Regions from separate parts of the Mus musculus genome. Here regions 1 and 3 are each linked to region 2. The links are chromatin loops, found by intact Hi-C in ENCODE. Cell type or tissue: left cerebral cortex. All regions are shown on one strand. Each heading gives the region's core, and the rest is flanking DNA. Links, peaks and the distances in the headings are about the cores only.

What was found. Peaks named below come from ENCODE experiments on the same cell type or tissue, not always from the same donor. Only the 100,000 strongest peaks of a DNase experiment are listed, where the experiment ranks them.
Region 1: it touches region 2 in a loop (3-fold over the local background); 9 of 42 quality-filtered maps call a loop at or near these places.
Region 3: it touches region 2 in a loop (4-fold over the local background); 2 of 42 quality-filtered maps call a loop at or near these places.

What each region holds. Positions count from the first base shown.
Region 1 is chr1:55,083,975-55,089,300 of GRCm38, reverse strand. It overlaps Hspd1 (heat shock protein 1 (chaperonin)), which reads left to right and starts at 1,369. Exons shown (of 12, transcript NM_010477.4): 1 at 1,369-1,522; 2 at 2,360-2,535; 3 at 4,516-4,768. The coding sequence starts at 2,362. Hspe1 (heat shock protein 1 (chaperonin 10)) reads right to left here and starts at 1,153. Exons shown (of 4, transcript NM_008303.4): 1 at 889-1,153; 2 at 86-250. The coding sequence starts at 891. In left cerebral cortex, for the core only: a CTCF peak has its summit at 3,069 (motif pointing right); DNase peaks (open chromatin) are centred at 1,140, 1,652 and 2,407; H3K4me3 peaks cover 3,075 bases; H3K27ac peaks cover 1,681 bases.
Region 2 is chr1:55,236,393-55,241,718 of GRCm38, reverse strand. It overlaps Mars2 (methionine-tRNA synthetase 2 (mitochondrial)), which reads right to left and starts at 4,542. Exons shown (of 1, transcript NM_175439.3): 1 at 1,661-4,542. The coding sequence starts at 4,479. The coding sequence ends at 2,719. In left cerebral cortex, for the core only: CTCF peaks have their summits at 2,242 (motif pointing left), 4,239 (motif pointing left) and 4,458; DNase peaks (open chromatin) are centred at 3,135, 3,387, 3,764, 4,553 and 1 more place; H3K4me3 peaks cover 3,278 bases; H3K27ac peaks cover 1,150 bases.
Region 3 is chr1:55,159,676-55,165,001 of GRCm38, reverse strand. It overlaps the pseudogene Gm6822. Among named protein-coding and RNA genes, the nearest start is that of Mob4, 31 kb to the right of the region's middle. In left cerebral cortex, for the core only: a CTCF peak has its summit at 2,881 (motif pointing right); DNase peaks (open chromatin) are centred at 2,966 and 3,611; H3K27ac peaks cover 1,206 bases.

The DNA of each region.
Region 1 (5,326 bases), core at 189-5,188, 150 kb after region 2:
TAATTCATTTTTTTAATTACCAAAGGAATTCCCCTCCTTCCACATCACACTGGAATTCAGTACCACTCCAGGGGCACCAGTTTACCTTTCCTTTCCCTCCTGACCCCACAGCCACGACCGTTGCTTGCAACACTTTTCCTTGAGACTTTTCTGGAAGCATAATGCCACCTTTGGTTACAGTTTCGGCAGCACTCCTTTCAACCAATACTCTGTCAAAGAGCGGAAGAAACTTCCTAAAAGCTTGTCCAGCCTGTGGAGAGAAATGTGATCAAACAGAGTGTAAGTTCGAAGTGTCAGAACACGAACAGTTAAGACCACCGCAAGCCTTAACTCTCAACAGGTCAAAACTGACCTGTTCCAAAAAGGACAAGAAAATTCAAGTGTACTTTTAGAATATACTCAGTGTTCCACTCTATATAGGACAAACTGAGTTTCATTTCCCTGTCTGGTGTGTGTGTGTGTGTGGTGGTGGTGGTGGGGGGGGGTCTTCATTACTAATCAGCAATCGCCACCTTGATCTATTCCAAGGTCAAACATTTCTTTAATTTTTTTAAAAATTCGAATAACGGGGGAGTGGCGTCACTTTTCGAGCCTGGATCTTAGTCTTTCTCCAACATAGGACACATCCACTGAAGCCCTGCCAGGGCAGGTGGGCTTCTGCGTGTGCATCGGGTTCCCGCCCCCTGCCCCAGACGCTTTGTCGCACACGTGCGTGCGGCAAAGCCATGGTGGAGAGAGAAATGGCCTCGCTTCTGCAGAGCCATGGGCGGACACCGGACACTGACCAGACCCCGGACCCCTGTCCTATTAGTCCCAAAGCGCACAAGGGTTCGCCGTGGGCCGCAGGCCGAACTGGACCCGCAGGCCTGCCAACCACGAGACACTCACCATGACTCTCGCCTTCGCCGCCACCACCGCAGCTCCGGACTCTGAACTCGGGCCGCTGCTGCAAGGAGAGTCCTGCTGGCCGGCTGGGACACGTGAAAAGGCCGCGCAGCGCGCAGGCGCACTCAGCCCCCCGAGCGTGAGAGGGGGCGGCCACGCCGACGCGCGCGCCGATTGGTGGCGAGGGCTCCGCGCAAGGGGGCCGACGCGGGCGGCCGGAGGCGGAAGAAAAGGGGAGCACTTTCTAGGCTTTTCCAGGCCGGCCGCCGAGGTGAAAGAACGAGCCCCCCTCCCGGAAATGACGCCACTTGACCTTTCACCCACGGGACGCGCGGGGCCTTCCGGAAGGTTCTAGAACGGACCGTGGCCCAGGAACCAGCGTAGGGCGGCGGGAGAGGGCTGAGGCCGCAGAGCTGAGGCGGCTCTGGTACGGAGGGCGGGGCCGCGCGCGCCGCATGCAGATTGCAGGGCCCCGGCGTGGGAGAGAGCGGGGGGCGCGCGCGCGCACACGCGGGGCCGCGGGGCGGGGCGGGGAGGGAGGGGACTCGGGCTCATTGCGGTGCGCGCCCAGAGCTGGGTCCCTCACTCGCCGCAGACGGCCTGCCTCGCCTCGTGCTCTCCTGCCGCCGCCCCGCAGGTACGCGGCCTCGGCGTGCAGGGCGCCCCGGCGCTCGCGGGGGGCTGCTTGCAGCGCGGACCGAGCACGGAGGACTAGGGGGAGAAGTCTGGCAGCGACGCCGCAGGCTCGGCTCACTTGTCCAGGCCCAGCGGGGCCACGCTGGTTTCATCACGTGTGGCGGGGACCACGCGATCCAGGCCGAGCGCCGGAGCAAGGGCGGGCTAGGGTGGAAGCAACTTGGGCCCTCTGGTGCCACCTGCGCCTGGCGCACTGCAGGACTCTGTGGGAGGGTGGTCGGGGTCCTTTAGTCCCCGGTGGCCGCGGCGGTCCGGTGTTCACTTTGACCTTGCTCGGGGCTCCTGGTCGGGAAGACACGTGGGGCCGCGAGGCTGGACTGACCTACTGTCTTTTCCTCCGGCCTTGCTAGCTGCTGTGTTACCGTAGCTTCGGGTGGATACCTGGCGACACACTCAGAGGGTTTTGCACCGTCATGAGTACTTCTGTAGTTCTCTAGGCAATTGCATTTAGAACCTGCCTTGCTTGCACCAACTTGATTTTTTTCCTTTGGACACTTTTCGGAGTGGATCTGCTCCCAAGGCCGCTTTGGCAGTGAAAGATTAACTTGAGAGGGCAGAGTGGGTGGCCATGGGGATGTGGTTTTCTGTGCTTTGTGCTTATGCTGTTGGTCAGGCTTGGGGTCAGCCTCCATGATCAGTTGGCTAGCAGATTATGCCCTGAATCTGCAGCGCCCAGGCATGGTGGTTAGCAGAGGACAGCCCAGCTCCAATCTAGCCTCCCATGTTTTGAAGCACCGTTGGACAAGTTTGTAGTGATTTTTCTTTTTTCCTTCCCCAGAAATGCTTCGACTACCCACAGTCCTTCGCCAGATGAGACCAGTGTCCCGGGCACTGGCTCCTCATCTCACTCGGGCCTATGCCAAAGATGTAAAATTTGGTGCGGACGCTCGAGCCTTAATGCTTCAAGGTGTAGACCTTTTAGCAGATGCTGTAGCTGTTACAATGGGGCCAAAGGTACCAGTATACTTAAATGGTGTTAAAGAATATAGTAGCTGCAAGACAGCAATTTGTTATCAAGTTTTGTGAAAAATCTAATTTGCATGTGGTACAACTTAGTGGTCTAGAGGTGTTATTTAGTCAGGAGGTCTATTGGTCATTCTACCACCATGGTGTCCTTACTACTGCTCCAGGCGATTTGGGGGACTTTTGTACATTGTGATGTAATAGAGTAGTAATATCTCAAGGAGGATTTTCAAACTATAGTCATGATTTTGTGCATGCTTGCATTAAATTTTGGATCTCGTCCCAGTAGTTAGAGGGTATAGAGGGGAAAGTACAACTTAAGTCTAATAATACCTCAAAGTATATAGCTGTAATGTGAGAGTTCACTCATTGTGCTGAAATACTCCAACACATAAGGCAAAATGCACTAGCATAGAATCATTGGTTTCTGTGTTTTTTGTTTTGTTTTTTTAAGTAACTAAACCTTTTTTTTTCAAGATTTATTTATTATATGTAAGTACACTGTAGCTGTTTTCAGGCACACCAGAAGAGGGTGTCAGATCTCATTACGGGTGGTTGTGAGCCACCATGTGGTTGCTGGGATTTGAAGGTTGCTGGGACCTTCGGAAGAGCAGTCAGTGCTCTTACCCGCTGAGCCATCTTTACAAACTTTACTTTATGGGCTTTGTTGTTTGGGGGTTTTGTTTTTAAGACAGCATTTCTCCGGTAGCCTAGACTGTCCTGAGACTCAGAGCGATCCATCCACCAGCTTCTGCAACACATATCACCAGACTGTTTTCACTTGCCCTTGGGAGAAAACCTTTGTGGTCTTCCATTCGTCCCTTCATTGTACACCTCGTGATTGCTACAATTTTCACATTGCAAAAAAATTGTCCAGTTTTTGCTTTTGAGAGAGTCTCACTAGCTTAGTCTGAGTTCTAACTCCCTTGTGGCAAGGCTGTCCTTGAACAACTTACATCTCAAGTGTAGGAATTCAGTATTATACTCACAGGGTCTCTAACCATAGCTGGCCAAGTCAGCCTTGAACTCAGAGCAGTGCTAAGATCAGAGGTTGTGATCACACATTTGTGTGGCTGAATAGGGAGCTATAGTACTTTGAGGACACCATTGGATGTGGTGCACAGTCATTTTAAATTAATGCTAAACTGGTCTAAAGAGCTGCATAATCCCAACACTCAGGAGGCTTAGGCTGGTAGTTCTCTAAGTTTCAGGAAAGCATGGCAACAATAGAAATCCTGTCTTGAAAAACAAAACAACAAAAAAACCTGCATCTTTTTTTTTTTTCTCGTATTTTCCTCAATTACATTTCCAATGCTATCCCAAAAGTCTTCCACACATGCACCCCCCCCCCCAAAACCTGCATCTTTAAGAACTGTTTACATAGCTCAAGACAATAGAAGTTTGGTTCAAATCCAAAAGTTGCCAATACTTGTTGGTGTCATATTTGAAGTTTTTTATTGAGCGAACCAGAAAAGCACATTATCTTACTGGCTGATATTTAGTGAATGAATTTTAAAGCAAAACATGTTTTAAAAATAGTTCATAAGCAGGGCTGTAGTGGTAGTGGTGCATGCCTCTAATTCCAGCTAGCCTTTAGGAGGCAGAGGCAAGCAGATCTTTGTGTTTTGTGAGTTTGAGGACAGGAAAGGCTACACAGAAATGTCCTGTCTCAGAAAACAAAATAAACCTAGGTCATAGCCAAAACTCAAGTGCAAATGATGTGAAGAGTGTTCTGGGATTTGGCGATTAACATCTGTGCTTTCTTGTTTTATGGGTGGCATCTGTTAGTACCAGGGAATTCCTGTTGTGCTTCATTCAATGTTGGACTCCTGGCAAATGATCAGTGCTCATTTTTTATAGACCTAAGATGGTTGATTAACGTGGCTTTGAGATTCATGTTGCAGGATGGTTAAAAATGACAAATTTGAGGGTTATCATTGAGGGTTGCTTTTTTTTTCCCTGTCGCTGTAGGGAAGAACTGTGATTATTGAACAGAGTTGGGGAAGTCCCAAAGTAACAAAAGATGGGGTCACTGTTGCAAAGTCAATTGATTTAAAGGATAAATACAAAAATATTGGAGCTAAACTTGTTCAGGACGTTGCCAATAACACAAACGAAGAGGCTGGGGATGGCACCACCACTGCCACTGTTCTGGCACGATCTATTGCCAAGGAGGGCTTTGAGAAGATCAGCAAAGGGGCTAATCCAGTGGAAATCCGGAGAGGTAAGAGTATATCATTGATCTTATCCTGTAAAGAATTCTGTTGTCTTTATCTTTGTCCTTTTTATTACATTCGTTGTAGAGTTTGTGAGTGTTCATTCTTGGTGGAATTGCCCTTTCCTTACTTATGTGGGTTTCCAAGGTGGAACTGAGGCTTCATTCAGGCTTGTGGGTCAAGTACTTTTATCCCCTAGACCATCTTCCACATCTTGTTTTTTAACTTGTCTCAATTAATGGAAGTGAAAATTCAGGGTTCTCTGTAGACCAGGCTAGTTAGCTTCAAACTCAGAGATCTGCCTGCTTCTTCTGCCTTCAGAGTGCTAGGATTAAAGGTGGGCACTACCACACCCAGACCAAGACCCTGTACTCTTAACCTTTAAGCTATCTCTGCAGCCAAGAATGAGTAGGTCTTAGCCTTCCCTGGCATGGTGTCCTGTATAAATACATGCTGGTCTCAAATTTTTAGCCATTCTGTCTTAGTCTTTAGTCTTAGTCAGGTACTGGGATTACAGGTGTGAGCCACCACACAACATCTAGGTCAAGTTTTCAAAATGTTGTTGG
Region 2 (5,326 bases), core at 54-5,053:
AGAACTCTATTGAAATTACAGTTAAAACCTTCACCAAAACAAAACCCATCAAACAAGCTTGTGCTCTAGGGCCCAACTTCCAGCCAATAGACTTGACACTCTGGCATCAGCTTCATAGTCTATTAGCCTGTTTGCACTTATTAAAGCTCATAGGATTTCAAGAAAAGTACCTATTTATAAAACGTTATAAAATGACTGAGGTTTTAAGTGCAGAGTCTGCCTACTTGCTGCTTTTACAGTCCCAGGTTTTTCCAATTTGTAAAGTGCCTAATCAGTTTTATGTAGAATATACCTCTCAGTACATACACAGTAATACTATTTAACATGAGCGTTACTACTGCTTCTTACATGACTGTAGTCAGAGGACAGGAATCGGAAGAGGTGAGACCTGTTATTTGTTTGGCAGTACTGAGGACTGAACCCAGGTCCCTCCATGCTCGGTAAGTGCTCCACCACTAAGCTCTTGGTCCATCCTAGTCTCATAGCTTCCTAATGTGAAGCCCTTAAAAACCCTGTGCTGTGCTGTCACTTCCTGTAATACTACCTCCAAAAGAATCACAAAGGTATAGGGGTGGGGGAGACAAAAGGTTCTAAAAGATGCCACATAAAGTACTAACATCTCTGGAATAGGGAATCTTACAAACCTCCACATTAAGCACACACACACACACACACACACACACACACACACCATCCCTTACCTTGGAAGCGCAATCCCTCCAGGTAAATGTAACTCTCTGCTTGGCAATTCTGAACTGCTATGTCAAACCAAACACAAATGCCAAAAGACTATTTGTCTGACCTTCTTGCCTATTACAGAAATCTGTCTGACCTTATCACCACAGAAAGAGGATCCAATTTACCACACTCCTCCACTCTGAATGCCCTGGCTACTAGAATTAAGTGATCTCTTTTCTGGACTCCCATCTCATGTCTAATAGCAGCTAGTTAAATGCCTTCACAGATAACAAGCTGCAAAAACTCAAACAGCAAGCAAATCTCCACAGGGACATGAGGCTCGCCTATGGAAGACACTAGGTCCATGGCAAACTAAAACACTGCAGTAAGAGCTCACCAAAGGAGAGGTTAGAATCTCACTACTTTTCCAGATGTCTAACTTTCTGAGAAACACCACCTTGCATCACTACACAGTCCCGAGACTGCCCTATACCTCAGTAGTTTATCCTACTAGTCTCAGCAGGTAAGTAGAGAATGCCATATTGAGACCTGGGATGATCTAAGGCACAAAATGATATAAGGAGTCCAAAGGAAAGCTTGTGGAAATGGTCCTTCACCTTACCATGCTGTGCTCCCTAGCAACCTACAATCTGTCACTTTGATAATTAGTAGAAACTAGAGATGAAAAGTGGCACTTTAGAGTAAGCCTGGAGAAACTTCCAGCACAATTATTTACTCCATAGTGAGCTCTTTTTCCTTAATACCATACTTAAAATGTATGTTCCAAAGCAAGCTCATTTTAAACTGTGGCCTAGCTGTCCCGTTAATTTGAAACATAAGGCTGACTATCTAATCACTGCACTAATTGTTACTGTAACATCTTCTCTGGAGCCTTGGAGAGAGCCCTGAATCCCAGACAGTTCTGAACACTGATCATTTTCTCCCTGCAACATTACTGTCAATGAGTGTAACCAAACAGCTGTAAAGAAGGTACTTAGAACCACACTTTAATAAGTTAAAAGGCAGGCATGGTGGCATACCCTGTAATCCCAACACCTGAAAAGTGGAAGCAAGAGACTGATGATAACAAATTACATAGTGAAAGCTTGTCTCAAAGAGAGTAATCAACAAAAACTATTTTGACATAAATTCACTAATTACAATATTATATCTTTCCTATATTATGTATCCTGGTTGACCAAAAATAATCATGAGGTAAATTATGTATGTGGATAAGAAATAATATAAAGAATACAACCCTTTTGAGGGCTTTATAGATGAACATGTAACTGTTACTATTATCTGTAGTACAGTGTACCTCAAGAGCTTTTTAGTTTTTTAATATAAACCTGTCATATTTACTTATATCCTATTGTACATGTCACTTTAATAGTTTTAAAATTAGAATTCTAGTGTCCTTCTGTTGTAAAAATATCAGTGTTTCCAAAGTTATCCTTTAAGAACAGTACAATTCTAAAATTCTGTGAATTAAACAGCTGAAAATAATTCTGTCTTCTGAAAGGACACTCTCAAGGAGCTCAATGTGTGCGAGCAGAGCCATCTACTGGATGGAGTGTAGTATTACAAAGCACAACTGCTGGGTTGACATGGGTAAAAGTCTAGGACACTAGTTCCTAAAGTTCAAAAAAAAAAAAACCTCTTTAACAGGAGACTCTGTTTAACAAAGTAGGGCTGACATGTAAAAACAGAGCAGGGACTTCCAACCCTAGATTTAGTTGAAGAAGGGGCTGTGTTAAATTAGCCTGGGGAGCAGAAGCCCTGACCCTGGGTTGGGAGAAGGTGCAATGAGAAGGAAGTGTCAGCATCTTCCATCCTTCTCTTGGAGACATTGGTGAGCAAGAACAGTGATTAATGGCACTGAGAAATGAAAAGGACTGGGTTAGAGAGACCTGAATCGTTCTGTTCATAAGGACATAGTTTATGTGCTCATTTGATACATACTCTTTAAGCATGACTTTACTTAAAAACGCAAAAAGAATACATTTGATCTTTTACTACCAGTCAGTAAGAGCTGAGTTCCTAGGTCCTGTGGGCTTTCACTAGCCGAGTCCTAGATTGGTCCAGTCTAGGAAACAAAAGCCCAGTGTCAGGTCCCAACTTTCTCCCCTCAAAGGGGCATGGGTGTCCATAGAATCGAGGTAGGAAGTAGAGCTCTCCAAGGCCTCTCTCTGTGGTAGAGACTCCCAGTCTTGACAGCAGTTTATCTGCTAAGTTTGGAGTAACAGGCTGAAGCAAAGTTCCAAACACTCGCAAGCACTCCAAGGCTACGTGAAGCACGGTACCCAGCCAGGGAGCATCCTCAGGGCTCTCCCAGTTCAATTTCCATGGTGCGTGCCTTTGGACGAAACCATTAGTTTGCCGAACACAGCTGGATACCGCCTCCAGAGCCTTATAGATCTGAAAGTCATTATAATAGCCCGCTACCAGTTTGGGTAAAGTGGCCACTGCAGTTACAAGCGCATAGTCTTCTGCCTGCACACGAACTGACGGCCCCGTTAACCCTGGCTCACTGGGGAAACAGGCAGCACAGAAAGATGGGTAGGTTCCAGAAGGATTTATTCTGTAGGCAGTGCACCGGTTTAAAAGCCCTCCTAAGGCATCTGCCAGCTCGGAGTCCAGCAATTTAACCACCTTTTCATCATAGTAATCGCAGTCCCAATTGGGAACGCCCTGCCGAAGGAGAAAGTAGCGAAAGCCATCCACAGTATAGCGATCAAGGCAAGTCCTGGGATCCACCACGTTGCCCAAGCTTTTGGACATTTTTTGGCCACTCACCGTCCAGTGCGAGTGGACATAGATGCGATGTGGTGGCCTCAATCCTGCCCCTAGGAGAAGGGCAGGCCAATAAATAGCATGAAATTTGAGAATGTCCTTACCTATGATATGAGAGGTGGCTGGCCACCAAGACTTGAAATCTGCATCTGGGTAGCCAACTACAGTGAGGTAGTTGACCAGGGCATCCAGCCACACGTAGATGGTCTGCGAGTCGTCCCCGGGAACTGGTATGCCCCAGTGCAGATGGCTACTCCTTCGAGAAACGGACAAGTCGGGCAGCTCCTCCTCCAGCCACTGAAGAACTGCCTGGTGGAACGGTTCCGGTGTGATTGCCTGAGGATTGTTTCCAAGCCACCGCTGGAGTGGTTCTCGAAACTGAGAAAGCTTGAAAATGTAATTTTCTTCCTTCGTCCAGGAGACAGGATGTCCGCTCTCGAGAGACACGGGACAGGGATCCCCGGACGGACCCACCTGCCGAGTAACCTTGGCCTCCGGCAAGAAGCACTCATCCGAGGCACAATACCACCCTTCATAGATCCCTTTGTAAAGCAGACCCCGGGCCTCCAGCACACCCCAGAAATGCTGCACCGCTACTCGGTGCCGAGCCTCCGTGGTGCGGATGAAGTCCGTGGAAGAGATGTCAGCCTCCCGGAAAAGCTGCAAAAACTGGGCAGACACTCGATCGCACAGCTCGATCGGGGCCAAGCCGGCGGTGGCTGCCGCCTGCTGGATCTTCAGGCCGTGCTCATCCGTGCCGGTGGAAAACCGCGTGGACGCAGAGCCGGGAACTCGGAGACGACGGTGGCGGCACAGGGCGTCGGCCAGTAGCGCCGAGTACAGGTGCCCGATGTGCGGCGCGGCGTTCACGTAGAAGATAGGTGTGGTGAAGTAGGCCCGCGCTTCCCCGGCGTCGCCACTAGCGCTCGGCGAGCACGAACCGTAGCGGCGACAGCCGCGGCCGAACCGGGTGCGCGTCAACACCCAGCGAGCACACTGCCGCAGCATGGTGACAGCCGGCCCCAGCACTGGAGGCGGTGTTCCCGAGCACGGGAAAGGGCGCGTGCGCAGCTGGACGGTACCGCCGCTTCCGGCGCGGAAGCCAATGAACGGCAAGCGTTGACTCCTGCGGCCCCGCCCGCAACTCCCCCGCCTCCACCGGTTTCCTGCAGCGCGCAGGGGCGGGTGGCCGGCGGGAGTTTTTGAGTAGTCGGCTAGTGGGTTCCGTGTCAGGGCAGTTGGGGAAAGAAGAGCGTATCCCGGGTGTTGTGCAGTTTTACTCTTTGAGATCTGTTCTGGATCTGAACTGAACTGATCGGTTCTGGACTGAACTTGTTGGCAAGATTTTTATATTGAGGTATTTTCCAAACTCATTAACTGTCAAAGCAGGGCACAAATCCGGCCTCTTGGTATCCTCTAGTCAACATAGAAAAACCATTTAAGGTTTGTCTCAGAATCTAAATAAATCTGAAAGAAAGGAAAATAATTTCACAAAGCGCTTTAAGGAACGATAAGCACTGGCAGAAAAGGAAATGACGTGTCTGAACATGTTGCTGAGCCTTAAGGATTGATTTGAGAACTCATCCAGGGACTGGAGTGCGGAGTCACAGGTGTGCAGATAAGGAAACATTAACTTTCAGCTTTATTGTACAAAACAAGTCACAATTTTCTCCTCTAATAGTCTTGAAATTCTTCCAAGACTGAGCTTTGAGAATGAAATCCTAATTTTTAGCAGGAGAGAATTTTAAAATCCCAAATTTTTATTATTAATCCTTGGCTCACTGCATATTTTCTCATCCACAACTGGCCTCCCCACCCCCATTTAATTTAAACAGTGTATATATGCACATACTAA
Region 3 (5,326 bases), core at 189-5,188, 77 kb after region 2:
CGGTGCTTGCCACCAAGTCTGATCACATGGTGAAAATAAAAAACTGACCTACACACACACACACACACCTAAATGTAAAAGAAAAAGATTTTGGTTTTTTTTTTTTTTAAATGATTGTGTCAGCACTCAGGAGACAGATGGATCTCTGAGTTTGAGCCCAGCCTACACTACACAGTGAGTTCTAGGACAGCTAGGGCTACACAGGGAAACCCTGTTGTGATGTTTTGTATATACTCGATCCAGGGACTGGCAGGACTAGAAGGTGTGGCCCTGTTGGAGTAGGTGTGTCACTGTGGGTGTGGGTTATAAGACCCTCATCCTAGCTGCCTGAAAGTGAGTCTTCTCTTAGCAGCCTTCAGATGAAGGTAGAGAACTCTGTTTCTCCTGGAACCGTGCCTGCCTGGGCGCTGCCATGTTCCCACCTTGATGATAATGGACTGAACCTCTGAACCTGTAAGCCAACCCCAATTAAATGTTGTCCTTATAAGAGATGCTTTGGTCATGGTGTCTGTTCATAGAAGTAAAACCCTAAGACACCTGTCTCAAAAAAAAAAAAAAATGTGTAATCTAAAGCGTTGGGAAGCTTAGGGGAGAGGGTCTCAGACACCTGGTGGTGGAGACCTGAGACTGGAGGACGGATGGCTTCTTTCAGATACGGGAGAGTTGCCAGCACTGAAGAGAACAGGTAACTGGGAACTTGGAAAGCAAGTTCTTCTGCCTGCTGAGAAACGTTGTGTAAGAAGAACCCATCCCCCACTGCTGTCCTTGGCGCTCACTTCACTAAACCGCAGAGCCCCATGAATTCCTGAGTCACCCAGTCCCATGCTGTTTCTACCCAAGGAATGCTTTCCTGGTCCAGATAGCACATCCAAGGCCCTTGCACCCATGCAGCCTGAGGGCTGGTGAGGGCTCTGATGCTTTGAGCTTAGAGGGCCTGAAGATAGGCTCTCCTGACACCTGATGTCACAGGCTGTGGCCTCTCCAAAGGTCTCAGAAAGTGACAAAAGTCTCATCCCACTTAGGGCCATCCTGCTGTGCTCCAGACTGCTAGCCAGCTCCTTGCCTCAGTGTTTCTCCATATCTGACAACTGGTGTTTAGTTAAAATAATAAGGACTTAGTCTCTATCTGCCCTAAAAGTTGACATTTTATTCAGAAACAGTAAACCCTGTAAATTCTATGAAAAATCCCAGACCAGTAACAACTGCATTCCCCATACCCCAAAGCAATGCTTGAAAAACCTCTTCACTCTGGTGGTGAGGCAGGAAGCTCTCTGACATTCAAAGCTAGCCTCGACTACATGCCAAAAACGCTGCCTCAGAAAAAAGAAGGAAAAAAAGGGGGGGGGGAGAAAGAGAAGAAACAAAGGAAAAAAAAATCCCTCCTCCTGATTCCTCCAATCCTGCCCACTGCTTGGAATCATATTATACTAATATACTTAACTATGTTCAGTTATGCAAAATAGCCACACATAAATACAATGTTAAGCCAAGTGTGGTAGTGCTAGCCTCTAATCCCAGTATTTAAGAGGTCAAGCGAGATTGTCTCAAATTCAAGGCTAGCCTGGGCTGCACTGGGAGACTGTCTTAAACAAACACACACACACACACACACACACACACACACACACACACACACACACACCCAAGTCAGGCATGGCTGGCACACACTTTTTATCCCAACACTCAGAGGGAGAAGCAAGCGGATCTTTGAGTTTAAGGCCAGCCTGCTCTGCACATTGAGTTCCAGGACAGCCAGGGTTACCTAGTAACCTTGCCAAAAACCAAACAACAACAAAAAAACTATTTAAAAGAAAGTCCTCATTGACTTCTCAATAGCCAGGTTGTAAATGCATCCATGGAAAACCTTACGTTTGAGTCTGTCTCACTGTGTGGCTGGCTTAACTAATCCCCTCCATGGCTCAGCCTCCTGAGGAGCAAGAGCTACAGACAGCACAGGCAGAAGCAGCGCCATGCTTGAAACCCGTTGTTTTCCTTATAAGGACAGGGTCTCACTATTTAGCCCAGGCTGGGTTCAGACACAATCCTCTTGCTAGGATTCCAACAAGGGCTTTTTGTGGAGCAAAGGGTCACACCCAGGGTGTTGTCTGTGCCAGGTAAACACGGCTTTGAGATAGCCCCAGCCCTGAAAAGGCTTTAATATAGATTATTGCCAAGGGTTACAGCCTTTTTATCTCGTAGCATAAGAGAGCAACATAAGCTATAATGCATGGTACTGTAAAACACAATTTACAAAAGCCGGGCGTGGTGGCGCACGCCTTTAATCCCAGCACTTGGGAGGCAGAGGCAGGCGGATTTCTGAGTTCAAGACCAGCCTGGTCTACAAAGTGAATTCCAGGACAGCCAGGGCTACACAGAGAAACCCTGCCTCGAAACTGCCCCCCCCCCAAAAAAAAAGAAAAAAAAAACCCCACAACTTACATGCTATTCAATGAAACTTCCTAACTTTTGAGACAAAAATGACTGATGTGATAGATCAAAACTTTCAATCAGCGAGAGTTTCAAAAAAGAAAGGAGGGAGAGAAGGAAGGAAAGGAGAGAGGGAGAGGGAGAGGAAGAGAGGGAGGGGAGGAGGGAGGGAAGGAGGGAGGGTGAAAGTAGTAAGTCGGAGCCAGTGATAAGGTAGGTAAGGCACGAGGCCCCTTGGCCTGGGTTCACTTCCCAGGACCCACATGGTGGAAGGAGAGAATCAACTCTGCATGTTAGCCTCTGACCTTCACGCGTGCCCACAGCATGTGTATGCCCTTTCTCCACATACAATAAACAAATCCATATTCTTCTTGGAGTTTTTATGATTTATTTTTTAATTATGTGCACATGGTGGGTGAGTGGCATATGTGTACAGGCCCCCAAAGAGTCCAGAAGAGGGCGCCAGAGCCCTGAAGCTGGGGTTGTGGGAAGCCGTGAGCCACATAACGTGGTTCTGGGAATCTTCCTCTGGAAGACAGCAAGTATTCTCAACATCCCTGACCCACTTCTCTAGCCCCTTCCTTCTTGGTTTTTAATAACTCAATGCCAGGCATGGCGGTGCACATCTTTAATCCCAGCACTCGGGAGGCCATGAACTTGAACACCTGCCTTTGTTCTCAAACACTGGGATAACGGGCGCTCACTGTTATACCTGACCCCTACGTTACCCTTTTGAAGCCACAAATGTCATATTCTGTTTCTCCCCCATAAGTCAATGCTGTAGTCTCAAGACTGCTACCATTGGCATAGCTGTTACCTGAAACTTATTTTCAGATTTGCTTCTGAAATCATAAATCGTTTTTAAGATGCCTGCTTGGCTCACTCACCTATCCTGGTGGATGTTCCCGATCAGGGGAAAGCTCCTGTCCTGGGAAATCACTCACAGGACACAGTGCTCCCACACTGAATCTACAATGGCGTTATTCACTTACTCACTCATTGGATCTGGATTATGACAGATGATTTCTTCTGGGCAGTGAGCTAAGGTTTCATCTTCATATTAAATCACTCAAGGCATAAACAGGCCAAGGCCAAGCGATGAGCGGCATCCATGCCAACTGTGACTCACGGAGGCTCATTTGGGTTCAACTTATGGAATCACCAAATTAGTGCTTGCCTGTGTAGGAGGTTCTGAGAAGAATGGCTACATTGTGAGGTTCCTGGCACACTTAGAAACTAGCCAGTGTGAGTTAAAGGCAGATGGGACTACAGCCAGGCCTATTTTTAATTTAGAATTGTAAGCAAAGAAAGGGGCTGTTTATGATCAGCCAAAATCACAGTCTGATTCAGATAGGGCCTGGAAGTCCTGGATACCCCAGCACAATTCACTCTGCCGGACAGACCACTGCCAAACTCTAACCTCCTCCTGACTCAGTGACTGAATGTTACAATTTGGCCTCAAGAAACATGTAGGATTCACATTCAGCCGGTGGTTCGGGGAGACGTACCTTCCACCTTAGACCATGGCCAAGCTCATCCGTAACTTCGCAGAGACGGCACCATCGATGGTGGCTGCTGCCGTGACTTACTCGAAGCCTCGATTGGCCACATTTTGGCACTACGCCAAGGTTGAGCTGGTTCCCTCAACCCCTGGTGAAATCCCTACAGCTATTCAGAGCGTGAAAAAAATCATTCAAAGTGCTAAAACTGGTAGCTTCAAACACCTTACAGTGAAGGAAGCTGTGCTGAATGGTTTGGTGGCCACTGAGGTGTGGATGTGGTTTTATATCGGAGAGATCATAGGCAAACGTGGCATTGTTGGCTATGAGGTTTGAAGACCAATCTTTAACTTCCGATTTGAGTTCTTATTTGAATGTTCTTGGACCATGTGTAACGGGACTGCTATCTGAATAAAATACTAGGTGTTGAAAAAAGAAACATGTAGGATTCAAAAGAGGATCATATTGTTTTCTGCTGGGATTGATTGCAGCATCTTGCAAAAATGCAACTTACCTGGAGCTATTTAAAATCTGAGATCACTTCTGCTTCACCTTTGTGCAATGGAGAGAGGGGTCTGGGCACTGCTTTCTCTCGCGGTCCTGTCCATGCCTCCCAGGGACCTGCAGATTCAGCTCTGTTGCCTGTGCAGGACAACCTGGTCTACACGGTGAGTTTCAGGCCAGCCAGGGCTACACTATGGGACCCTGTCTCAAATAAATGGTTTTTCATGAAGATGAGAAGAGGTGGGGCTAAAGGGGCTGAGGACATAGCTCAGTTCCAGAGTGCTCACCTAACAGGCACAAAACCCTGGGTTTAATCCCAGCACCATGGAAACTCAGCAGAAGGATCAGAAGTTCAAAGTCACTTTCATCTATGACAGCCTAGGCCATAGGAGACACTATCTCGGAAAAATTAAAATGAAGAAAAAAGCTCACTCAATAAACACACAGACACGCAGAATATCTGCCTCTCTCTTCCCTCTCTTCCTCTCTCTCTCCCCCTCTCTCTCTCATTAGCCTTCCCTTGAGGCTTCTAAGTACCAACAGAACTAAGTCCTTTTATCTACTCTAAAAGTTATCAATGTACAAGTGAATACCTGGTTTCTTGTTTTTCAGGACAATGTGAGGTTTCCCACACTGCTAACGCTAGTCTCAGCCTCCCAGGCGCAGCCGATTAATGCTCCTGTCTCAGCCTCCCAAGTTGCTGGACTTCAGAGGTGATCCACCACTCTCAATACTGACTACTATTTTAGGTTCAATTCCTCCTAAAAAGGCCAACCTAGGCTAGTGAGAGGATTCAACGGATAATGTACTTGCTGCCAAGCCTGGCGACCTGAGTTCCATCCCTGGGACCCTAGTAGGAAAGAACGCACTCCCAAAGTTGTTTTCTGAGCTGTACA